Regions from separate parts of the Homo sapiens genome. Here region 2 is linked to region 1. A link is an interaction called in ENCODE POLR2A ChIA-PET data of the cell type or tissue named here. Cell type or tissue: Panc1. All regions are shown on one strand. Links, peaks and the distances in the headings refer to the core of each region. The heading gives the core; the rest is flanking DNA.

Region 1 (5,386 bases), core at 88-5,087:
GAAAGGTACTAATTGCCATTTGAGGTCTTAAGTTCTTTGTAAATCTCATAAGCACAGTGGAAGCAGTAGCTACAAAGAATAGATGAATTTATCCATTTGCAGTAAAAACTGATTTGTATGTAATCTGTTGTACTTTGAACCCAGTTGAGCACTGGATTCTAAAACAAGTCTCTTTGGTCGTGGAGAGTTTCTATTTTAAACAAGAAAAGTTATCAGGAACTTTTGTGCTGCCTTAAAAACATCACTTTTTAAAATTCACCAGCAACAAAAAATAGTATCACTTACATTCCGTATTTCATAACATTGGACTATTTATTCCTAATGTTGGTCAAATCAAGGGTACAGTAGCAACTGATTATTTAAGCAGTAATTTAGAAAGATTTTTTTTCCTTTGAATCAGTAGAGGGTCAAAATTTTTAAAACTTTCCAAAGAACCTTAAAACAGGAAAAAATGAAAATGTGGGGGAAATGTACCAGTTTTTTTTAATTTAAATTCCCTAAAATAAAAATATTTACAACATGAGTTACAGAATTTCCATCTGATTTTTATTGTACAGGAGGAGTATATTCTGTGATATCAGTATACAATTCAAAATACAAAAAATTACCTGGGCGTAGTGGGAGGTGCCTGTAATCCGAGCTGCTTGGGAGACTGAGGCAGGAGAATCGCTTGAACCTGGGAGGCGGAGGTTGCAGTGAGCCAAGATCGCTCCACTGCACTCCAACCTGGGCGACAGAGTGAGACTGTCAAAAAAAAAAAAATTACTTAGATTGTGTATGAGGTGCCTGCATACTAGAAATGTTCTTTTGAGTTACAAATCTGTCTCTCTGACCATAGAGAGTAATTATTTAATCTTGTGAGTTTGAGTTTTATATCAAACCATTTCCTAAAGCTTACTTGTAATTACTTTTACTTTATGTTTTTGTAGTTATACATGTGTATATATATACACATACATACACACACACATATACATATATCAGTGAGACCTTTTAAATTTTAGCTGAATTCTGGTTTCATAACTTGTGATTTTTTTTCCGGTACTGGGGGATTGAATGTTTTTAACTGTTGTGCAGATAGACTGAATAAAGGAAGTGAGCATCCATTAAAAACTCTAGTAAATAATTTGGATTTTTTTTTTTTTTGAGATGGAGTCCCACTCTGTCGCCCAGGCTGGAGTGCAGTGGCACGGTCTCCGCTCACTGCAAGCTCCGCCTCCAGGGTTCACGCCATTCACCTGCCTCAGCCTCCCGAGTAGCTGAGACTACAGGCGCCCGCCACCACACCTGGCTAATTTTTTGTGTTTTAGTAGAGACGGGGTTTCACTGTGTTAGCCAGGATGGTCTGGATCTCCTGACCTCGAGATCCACCTGCCTCGGCCTCCCAAAGTGCTGGGATTACAGGCGTGAGCCACTGTGCCCGGCCTTTGTTTTTTTGTTGTTGTTGTTTTGTTTTTTGTTTTTTTTGAGACAGAGTCTCGCTCTGTCAGTCAGGCTGGAGTGCAGTGGCACGATCTCAGTTCACCACAGCCTCCGCCTCCAGGGGTCAAGCAGTCCTCCAGTCTAAGCCTCCCGAGTAGCTGGGAATACTGTGCCTGGCTAATTTTTTTTTTTTTTTTTTTTTTTTTTGAGACGGAGTCTCTCTCTGTCCCCCAGGCTGGAGTGCAGTGGTGCAATCTCAGCTCACTGCAACCTCCGCCTCCAGGTTCAAGCAGATCTCCTGCCTTAGCTAGTACTACAGGCGCACACCACCGCACCCAGCTAAGTTTTGTATTTTTAGTAGAGAGGGGATTTCACCATATTGGTCAGGCTGGTCTCGAATTCCTGACCTCAGGTGATCCACCTGGCTTGGCCTCCCAAAGTGCTGGGATTACAGGCATGAGCCACCGCGCCCGGCCAGGTTTTGTATTTTTTGTAGAGACGTTTCGCCATGTTGCCCAAGCTCACCTCAAACTCGTGGGCTCAAGGGATCTGCCCATCTTGGCCTCCCAAGTGCTGGGATTATAGGCATGAGCCACTGTGCCTGGCCCAGCATTTCACTAAGTAACTTTATTTTAAAAATATACAGTGAACTGATTGCCGAAGTGGTGGATTGCCTCTACCTGTTTCCTTTTTCTTTGCCTTGTAGGAAGGGAAAAAGATGAAAGGAAACATGTTTTGTCTATTTAGTAGCAATTTTTGGTGAAAGCTTCTGGAAAGGAAATGGAAAATGCTGGGTAAAATGAAATTATAATTATCTGTGTATTCTAAAATTTATCCTCACATTAGAATATATTTTTCAAAGTTACTTTATACTAAATTCAGGGACTTTCTAAGTTCTCAGTTAATAGAACTGAAAGGGTATCAATAAAATAAGGACTATATATATAATCTATTTTTACTTAGTTTTTATGCGCCAAAAGGTATGTATGTTGCATCCAGCTGTTTGTTACCTTGTGTTTTAAAGTTGCAGTTAGAATGTGGAATCCTATTACTACATTGTGCCAACATATTTGTGGCTGATGCTTCTAAGTTATCCACAAGCTTCTCAATACAATAGCAAAATGCAGGAATTCCTCTGGAATCTTGAATTGAGGGATAGGATGAGATATATAACATATGTTATCTGTTGTTTTCTCCTACTGCTCTTGAAATTAACAAACTTGAGATAGTGTACTGATTTGTATTTATAAGATTGGCTGAGTTCAAATATGTCTTTTTGACGTTCTTACCAATGTTTAAAATATAGAAAAGTATAAAGAAGAAAATGAGTATCATCCGTAATGCCATCACTACAATGACTTTTTTAAAGCAAAATGTGTACTTTCCTTCTGAAGCTTTCCAACCTCCTTGCCTCCTCAGTGAGAATGATGACATACTGTTGTTAGAGTTGTTGAGGATCAAATGCAGTATTACTCATGAATGTTTCATAAACCATAAAATAATACAGTAATGTACTATTTTTTTTTTTGACAGCCTCACTCTGTCACCCAGGCTGGAGTGCAGTGGCACAAACTTGGCTCACTGCAGCTTCAACCTCCCAGATTCAAGCCATTCTCCAGCCTCAGCTCCCCAAGTAGCTGGGCCTACAGGCGCATGCCACCATGCCCAGCTAATTTTTGTATTTTTTGTAGAGACGGGGTCTCACCATGTTGCCCATGCTGGTCTGAACTCCTGAGCTCAAGTAATCTGCCCGCCTCCACCTCCCAAACTGCTAGGATTACAGGCATGAGCCACCATACCCAGCTGTATTAGTTCTTGTTCTATAAAGCTTTTTTTTTTTTTTTTTTTTTTTTTGAGGTGGAGTCTGTCGCCCAGGCTAGAATGCAGTGGCACAATCTTCGCTCAGTGCAACCTCTGCTCCCAGGTTCAAGCAATTCACCTGCCTCAGCCTCTCGAGTAGCTGGGATTACAGGCATGCGCCACCACGCCTGGCTAATTTTTTTTGTATTTTTCTTAGAGACGGGGCTTCACCATATTGGCCAGGCTGGTCTCGAACTCCTCACCTTGTGATCTGCCCGCCTCGGCCTCCCAAAGTGCTGGGATTGCAGGCGTGAGCCACCTTGCCTGGCCCTATAAAGCTTTTATTCTCCTATGGCATTGCTTAAGAATCCCATTAAAGTATGAATAAGGACTAATAAATAATTGTGAGTTTTGATTAGTGTAACAAATGAATTACCTAGATCAGTATTTTCAAGGTATGGTCCAAGGAATCCTGGAGGTCCCCTAGACATTTTTGGCGAGTCTACAAGTGCAAAACTATTTTTATAATACTGAGACATTCTTTGCCGTTTTCTTTGTAGTGACATTTGTACCTGTAGTATAAAAACAGTGGTGGATAAAACTTCTGGCGCTTTAGAATAAACCAGGTTAGAGTACTTCACTGTCCTAGTAATCATTGTATTATTCACTGCCATGCACTCAGATTTTTTTTTAAGTTTCACCTAAATGCTCTTGATGAAGAAGTAAAAAAATTTTAAACTAAATCTCTACCTTTGTACACATCTTTAATATACTGTAACAAAATGGGAAGTATGCTTAAAACACTGGCGAGGCCATGGACAGCAAGCCTCCCAGCACTTTGGGAGGCTAAGTCCAGCTTGGGCAATGTAGTGAGAGCCTGTCTCTCCTATTAAAAAAAAAAAAGTTAGTGTGGTCATGCACATCTACAGCTACTCTGGAGGCTGAGGTGGAAGGATCTCTTGAGCCCAGGAGTTGGAGGCTGCAGTTAGCTGTGATCGTGCCACTGCGCTTCAACCTGGGTGACAGAGCAAGACCCTGTCTCGAAAAACAAAACAAAAACACTTGGCAGCATACTGAAATATAATGGTTGTTTCTAGGGAAAGTATTTGTGTGATTGAGTCACACGCTGAATCAATCTTCATATAATGCCATTTTTGCTTAAAAGAATGCCAGACTTGGGCATTAGGCTGACATTTTCTTGAAAACAGTGAGGCTTTGCTTTAGGGAAAATAGTGGTAGTATTTATGGTCGATGATAAAGTTCCTAGATTTTAAGCAAAAATTTTAGAAAGCTTGTATCAGCTGCTGTAAGTATATAATGAAATCTGTCATTATTTGATTATCTGCATAACTGAGTCAGTATTTCCAAATGATCAATGCATAGTATTATAAAAATCATACATGGGTAAGAAATCTTTACAAAGTGTCAGCTAGACCAATGGATTTTAATGTTATAGAGAACATAAAAGTTTATCAATAAGGTATCCTGTTCCATATTGCAACCAATTGCTGAGCTTTGGTGTAGTGTCAAAGACCAGTATCCAGATTTATCTGAAAATGCTATTAAAATATTCCCAACTGTCTAATGTATTTTGTATTACTTATTTTTCCATGCTTTGCTCTCAGTGTTTAATGTCTTCTTTGATTTATTTTGTTTATATTTTTGTTGGAAACAGGAATGGGAGCCATAGATAAATGTGAAGCAATGTTTTCATGTGCTTTATCTTAAAATCTCCTATTAATATATAATCAGTTTAACTTCTTTGTAGTCTTCTCTGTGCATTCCATTCAACTTTTGGTCTTGGTAATGGATTAGATAATAGTTATTTTTAAGCCTATTTTTGGTTTTAATATTTGTTTTGTATACCTGACTGCTCATCTATAGACAGAATTCCCTTGTGTCCAAAGTCTAACATAATCCTTAAGTAGATTTTTAGTAGTTGACTTTCTCAGTTTTAAAATATTTGATAACTTTTCCATAGTAAAGCTGTAAGTTTCAAGTTTAGTAATGTCTTTTTGACCTGAGAATTTGGTGTGTTGTCTTACCTTAAGTAGACACTTTTCAAAAACACACCTGTAGAATGATCCTTTTTTTACCTTTCAGGAGAATGCTGTTTCTTGGTGGTGGTGGTTTTTTTATTTTTTTATTTTTTTTTATTTTTATT
Region 2 (5,386 bases), core at 305-5,304, 270 kb before region 1:
GATTCTCATGCCTCAGATGCCCAAGTAGCTGGGATTACAGGTGCCCACCACCATGCCCAGCTAATTTTGTGTTTTTAGTAGAGATGGAGTTTCACTATATTGGCCAAACTGGTCTTGAACTCCTGGCCTCAAGCCATCTGCCCACCTCAACCTCCCCAAGTGCTGGGATTACAGGGGTGAGCCACCACGCCCAGCCAGGAGTCACGTTTTTTTAAGATGCAGTTTGTCATTTTTTATTTATCTGATTCTAAATGAATCACAGAAGAAACCTAAAAAGAGCTGGTCCCCCTGTCCCCATTTTTAGGTGAGGTCAATAGGACTGCTTTGAGAGCTCACTCGGGCCCAACCATCAGTCTGTTATGAAATAAGTATCCCTGTAAATTGGCAACTACCCAACTAACTGCCCTATCCCGAAAAGGGACAAGTGCTATGTGCTGTGCTCTGAAAGCCGCACTTTCTTTGCCTTGTTACAAAGGAACAGTTCTGGCTGTTCACAAATAATGTAGAGCTATATTAGCTTGCATCTGTTTGAAATCAGCCAATTATCCCCCAAAACAGCAGCTAGCCTTCACCTACCTGAGCTCCAGGTCCTGTCCATCCTCAGAAGGGAGTGCGAAGGGGCTGGATGATCCCTTGATGTCTGGCTGAGCGGCCAACACCCTAATGCTCAAGGCGACAGCCCCAAATGCTGGGCTCTTGCCCCAACACTCATCACCTCCCTTGTGTGAAGGAAAGACTACAGCCCATCTCCAGACTGAGGTGGCAAGTCGTAGAATTGGACTAATCAGTCATTTTCCTCTGACCTAATTAGGAAGTTGTACCTCTTGGCTTTTAGTTTGAGAAGAGAAAACCAGTGGCCTGTTACCTCAGAAAACTCTTCCCGGTGAGAGGCCAGCTCTTCTGCTCTGATTGCCACATGGAGATTTTGCAAATCTGACTAAAAATTTATTAAAATGGTTATGCTTGCCTACAGTAGTAGGCATCTTTAAAATGAAAAGGAATTAAGAAACCTTGTTATATAATGAATGTTTTATACCACCTCACTGGTATTCAAACATATTTTTTTCCTAAGCTCAGATGATTTCCATATGGGTGAAAGACTTCAGATTTTAATTGTATCAAAGATAATTAACAGGACTCTGAAAAGGTAGTTACCTACATGTCATTCTACATCCAGCAAAATATTTGCGTGAGAGGATGTTTCAGCTGTCGCACACAACCCTGACTGACATTTAAGTGGATTATTAGCTGTCTTGCCCCAGCATCTATTCTGCTTTAGTGGCTTCTATCCTCCAACCCCGCTGAAAGTGACTCAAGGCACTACAGATTCCAAATGCAGCCTGCCAGATTAAGCAGAGAAACTGCAGGAAGCATCCCTACATTGTGAGAGGAAAGTCAGTGCAGTTCCCCTGAGATAGGTGTGCGTTAATGTAACCATGGTTTTTAATCTCCTTGGATGCTCTCTCTGTACCTATGCATACCATGTACAGCATGCTCAAAAGAAACATGATAATGGCTAACAGCTGGATTCTTTCTAGCAGTTTCTTATCAAGTGCCTCATAGTTTGCAGCTTCCCAGAATAAAGAGTGTCTCTGAGGCTTAAGCCCAGAAGCTTAATTTATAAACTGAGTGTAATGAACCTTGTCAGAATTGTATTACCACTTGGCTTGTACCATAATATATGTGTGGAGTGGCTATTGTATACAAAGATGACTTATTTCAGCACACTGGAACTTTCCATTTGTTAACTGTCTCTCAGCCCTGGAATAGTCATTTTGCTTTTGTTTTTATTTCAATAGCTGCCATTTAGCAAGCTGCCATGAAGATAGCCATCTCCATCTGATTCATTTGGGGCTACAATTCATGTATTAAGGTTAAATCCATATCTTTTATCCACCTTGGGTGAAGAACATGAAAGATCCTATACAACTGGTCTAACACCTGTGTGTTCTCTCTCCTAAAAGTTAATACCCAATTCAGCTTGGTGCAGGTTTTAAAATTTAAATAAAAAAATAAAGTTAATATTCAAGTTAAACCTTGGTCTATGTCTAATCATTACAATCCTTCTGGAATCCACAAATGCCAAAGCATTTGCCCCAAAAAGCAGCCTGGAACCAAGGTGTAATGAAGCATTTCACCGGTCCCACTGGACAGGGCTGTGAATCATCTTCCTTTCTTACCCAGTTGGCACAGATACATAGCAACTGAACAGCATTTTGTCTCCGGAACAGTATAATTTCCTTAAATTACCATTAGGTACTAGTGTTGTTTTCACTAGCAGCTTGTACAGGGCCAGACATATCTCAGGGAGACCAAACAAATCTTCAGAAGCAACCCGCATGTGGAGAAACCATGTTGCAGAGTTTGAAACCTCTTAAGATGGAGTAAGCAAAATCATCCTCCTAGCTCAGCTGCCTGGGAAACTTGAGCCCCTGGCACCTGAACATCACCACGGCTCCAAGCAATGACACCATCTTTTGTTCTCTGGTTTATTTTTCTGCCTAACTCCTTCTGTCACCTGCCTCTTCCCTAGGGACTGAGCTAATAGAAGATTGGTACCTCTCTCAGCAAGTCCATCTGGTTCATTGAAATTTATCTCACAAAGAGTAGCAATTTGAAAGATGGGAAGAGTGGCACAAAGTGGTTTAGTTTCTATAAGTGCCCCCCCCCCCCGCCAACTTTGTGGGGGAAAAAAAAAGCAACAGCTTCCCTTTCACTGCAGCAGCAACCTGTAAGGTAATGGATCATTTCAGGGCATTCAGATCTGGCCTACATTGGCGCTGATATTTATCCGGCTTATTCTGGTATTTTCTTCAGGTTAAACTTGTACTACTTCAGTGTCGCACTGACAGTGACTTTCTTTCTTAATGTTCACAACCTGGAGGGAGTGAACAAGGCATATACAAAAGGTAACAACACATTCACAATATAAACAAAGAGCAAAGAAATCTTTATATTTCCCTGTAGATTCCTGCTATTTTAAGAAGCAGTGGTGGTTGTGCCACTTATTCATTTTTTAGCTATGAGTCGGATTTGCAGCATTCTCCTCCCTAGTCTGTGGCTAGAATAGCGTTTTCCAAACTATGGGCCCTACTGCTAAAGAACACACAATCTGCCTGGGTTTGAATCCTTGCTCTACTACACTAGCTGTGTGAGTTTAGGCAAGTTACTTAATGTCCATGTGCCTCAGTTTCCTCATCTGCAACATGGGGAAAATAATAGTGCCTATTTCTTTTTGTTTGTATTTGTTTCTGTTTTTGTCTTTTGAGATGGAGTTTCACTCCGTCTTGTTGCCCAGGCTGGAGTGCAACGGCACGATCTCGGCTCACCACAACCTCTGCCTCCCAGGTTCAAGCAATTCTCCTGCCTCAGCCTCCCGAGTAGCTGAGATTACAGGCATGCGCCACCATGCCTGGCTAATTTTTTTTTGTATTTTTAGTAGAGACGGGGTTTCTCCATGTTGGTCAGGCTGGTCTCGAACTCCCGACCTCAGGTGATCCACCCACCTCAGTCCCCCAAAGTGCTGGGATTACAGGCTTGAGCCACTGCGCCCGGCCAATAGTGCCTATTTCATGAGATGGTAGTGAGAATTAATTTAGTTAATATAGGTGAAAAATGTAAATACTGACTGGCTAATTGTAAGTATTAAATATTATCATTATTCAATTCTACAGAACAGTAGTTCCAAGAGATGTTTCTAGGGAAACAAGAGCCTGTGGTCAAATAAGATTGAAAACGCTTCACACTAACATATGTCATCAAATCTACAAAGTTATTGATTACATACCACTAGGAAAGAAAAAGCAATGCCAATTAAATTAGGACACAATGCTTTCCCCAGGGATTTGGCGATTTTCCTGGTTTCAGTTGTGTTGCTCCCTTGGTGAGTGGTAGCCACTCCTTGTGCGCCTACCTCGGTAACAAATATAGCCCTAGCTACTGGGTATCTTCCTTTCTTAAGTTCTATCAAGCATTTGGTTATTGCTTTGCAAGAAGATAAGGAACTGTAGTGCTGTGGGCTAGATGTTTGTCCTCCTAAAATTCATACATTGAAATCCTAACCCCCAAGGTGATGGTAACAGGAGGTGGGGCCTTTGGGAAGTGATTAGGTCCTGAGGACAGAGCCTTTATGAGTGGGATTAGTGCACATTAAAAAATGCCTGAGACAGGAATATTCAGCCCCTATTCAGCCTGAAGAAGTTACAGAGGGTGACTCTTCATCCCTCTGTAACCGTTAGGATTAAGGGTCCCCTTGTAAAAAGGGAGGGGAAAACATGTCAGAGGCATTTGAACCAGAGCAACTCCATCTTGAATAGGAGCTGGGTAAAATAAGGATGAGACCGACTTGGCTCCATTCCCAGGAGATTAGACATTCTTAGTCACAGGATGAGATAGGAGTTTGGCACAAGATACAGGTCACAAAGACCCTGCTGATTAAACAGGTTGAGGAAAAGAAGCTGGCCAAAACCCACTGAAACCAAGATGGGGATGGAAGTGACCTCTAGTCATCCTCACTGCTCATTATATGCTAATTATAATGCATTAGCAAGCTGAAAGACACTCCGCCAGTGCCATGACAGTTTACAAATGCCATGGCAATGTCAGGAAGTTAACCTGTATGGCCTAAAAAGGGGAGGAACAGGAACCCTCAGTTCAGGGAATTGCCTACCCTTTTCCTAGGAAACTCGTGATAACCCACCCTTTGTTTAGCATATAATCGAGAAATAACTATAAGCAGCCCATGTGGCTACTCTGCCTATAGAATAGCCATTCTTTTGTTTCTTTACTTTCCTAATAAACTTGTTTTCACTTTAACAACAACAGCAAAAAGGCCTGAGAGAATCTCATTGACGCTTCCACCATGAGAAGACATGGTGAGAAAGCACCATCCATGAACCAGAAAGTGTATCCCCTTACCAGACTCTGAATCTGCCAGAGCCTTCACCCTGGATGTTCTAGCCTCCAGAACTTCGAGAAATAAATTTCTGTTGCTTGTAAGCTACTCGGTTTGTGGCATTTTGCTATAGCAGCTCAAATAGACTAAGACATGTAGTTAACCTACAATGATGAGCTTCTGCTGCTCTAAGATCTTGTATATACCCGACTGCTCTGTTTCCATACCTTTTGACATATACAGTAACTTTTCATGTCAATACCAATTCATGGTGTGATCTTTATGAAGATACTTTAAAGAGCAATGAAACATCATTCTATGCTGTGCTAGGAATATACCTAACTCAGCTGATGTGACAACAAAAATAGCTATGGCCAACATCGCATGTACCCAGGCAATGACAACCATGGCAAAACTGCTGCCTGACCAACAACTGCTATAAGATACCACTGACTGTAAGAAGCATCCTACCTCAGAGATAATAAAGTACAG

The links. Peaks named below come from ENCODE experiments on the same cell type or tissue, not always from the same donor. Only the 100,000 strongest peaks of a DNase experiment are listed, where the experiment ranks them.
Region 2: POLR2A ChIA-PET joins it to region 1 with 7 read pairs; 23 of 35 experiments call an interaction of 5 or more read pairs at or near these places.

The regions. Positions count from the first base shown.
Region 1 is chr12:68,614,836-68,620,221 of GRCh38, forward strand. The region is part of intron 1 of RAP1B (RAP1B, member of RAS oncogene family); the gene reads left to right. Among named protein-coding and RNA genes, the nearest start is that of RAP1B, 6.6 kb to the left of the region's middle. RefSeq lists an enhancer at 852-1,623. In Panc1, for the core only: no CTCF peak of the experiment used is centred there; no DNase peak of the experiment used is centred there; H3K27ac peaks cover 4,909 bases.
Region 2 is chr12:68,347,925-68,353,310 of GRCh38, forward strand. No RefSeq gene overlaps it. Among named protein-coding and RNA genes, the nearest start is that of MDM1, 18 kb to the left of the region's middle. In Panc1, for the core only: no CTCF peak of the experiment used is centred there; no DNase peak of the experiment used is centred there; H3K27ac peaks cover 3,172 bases.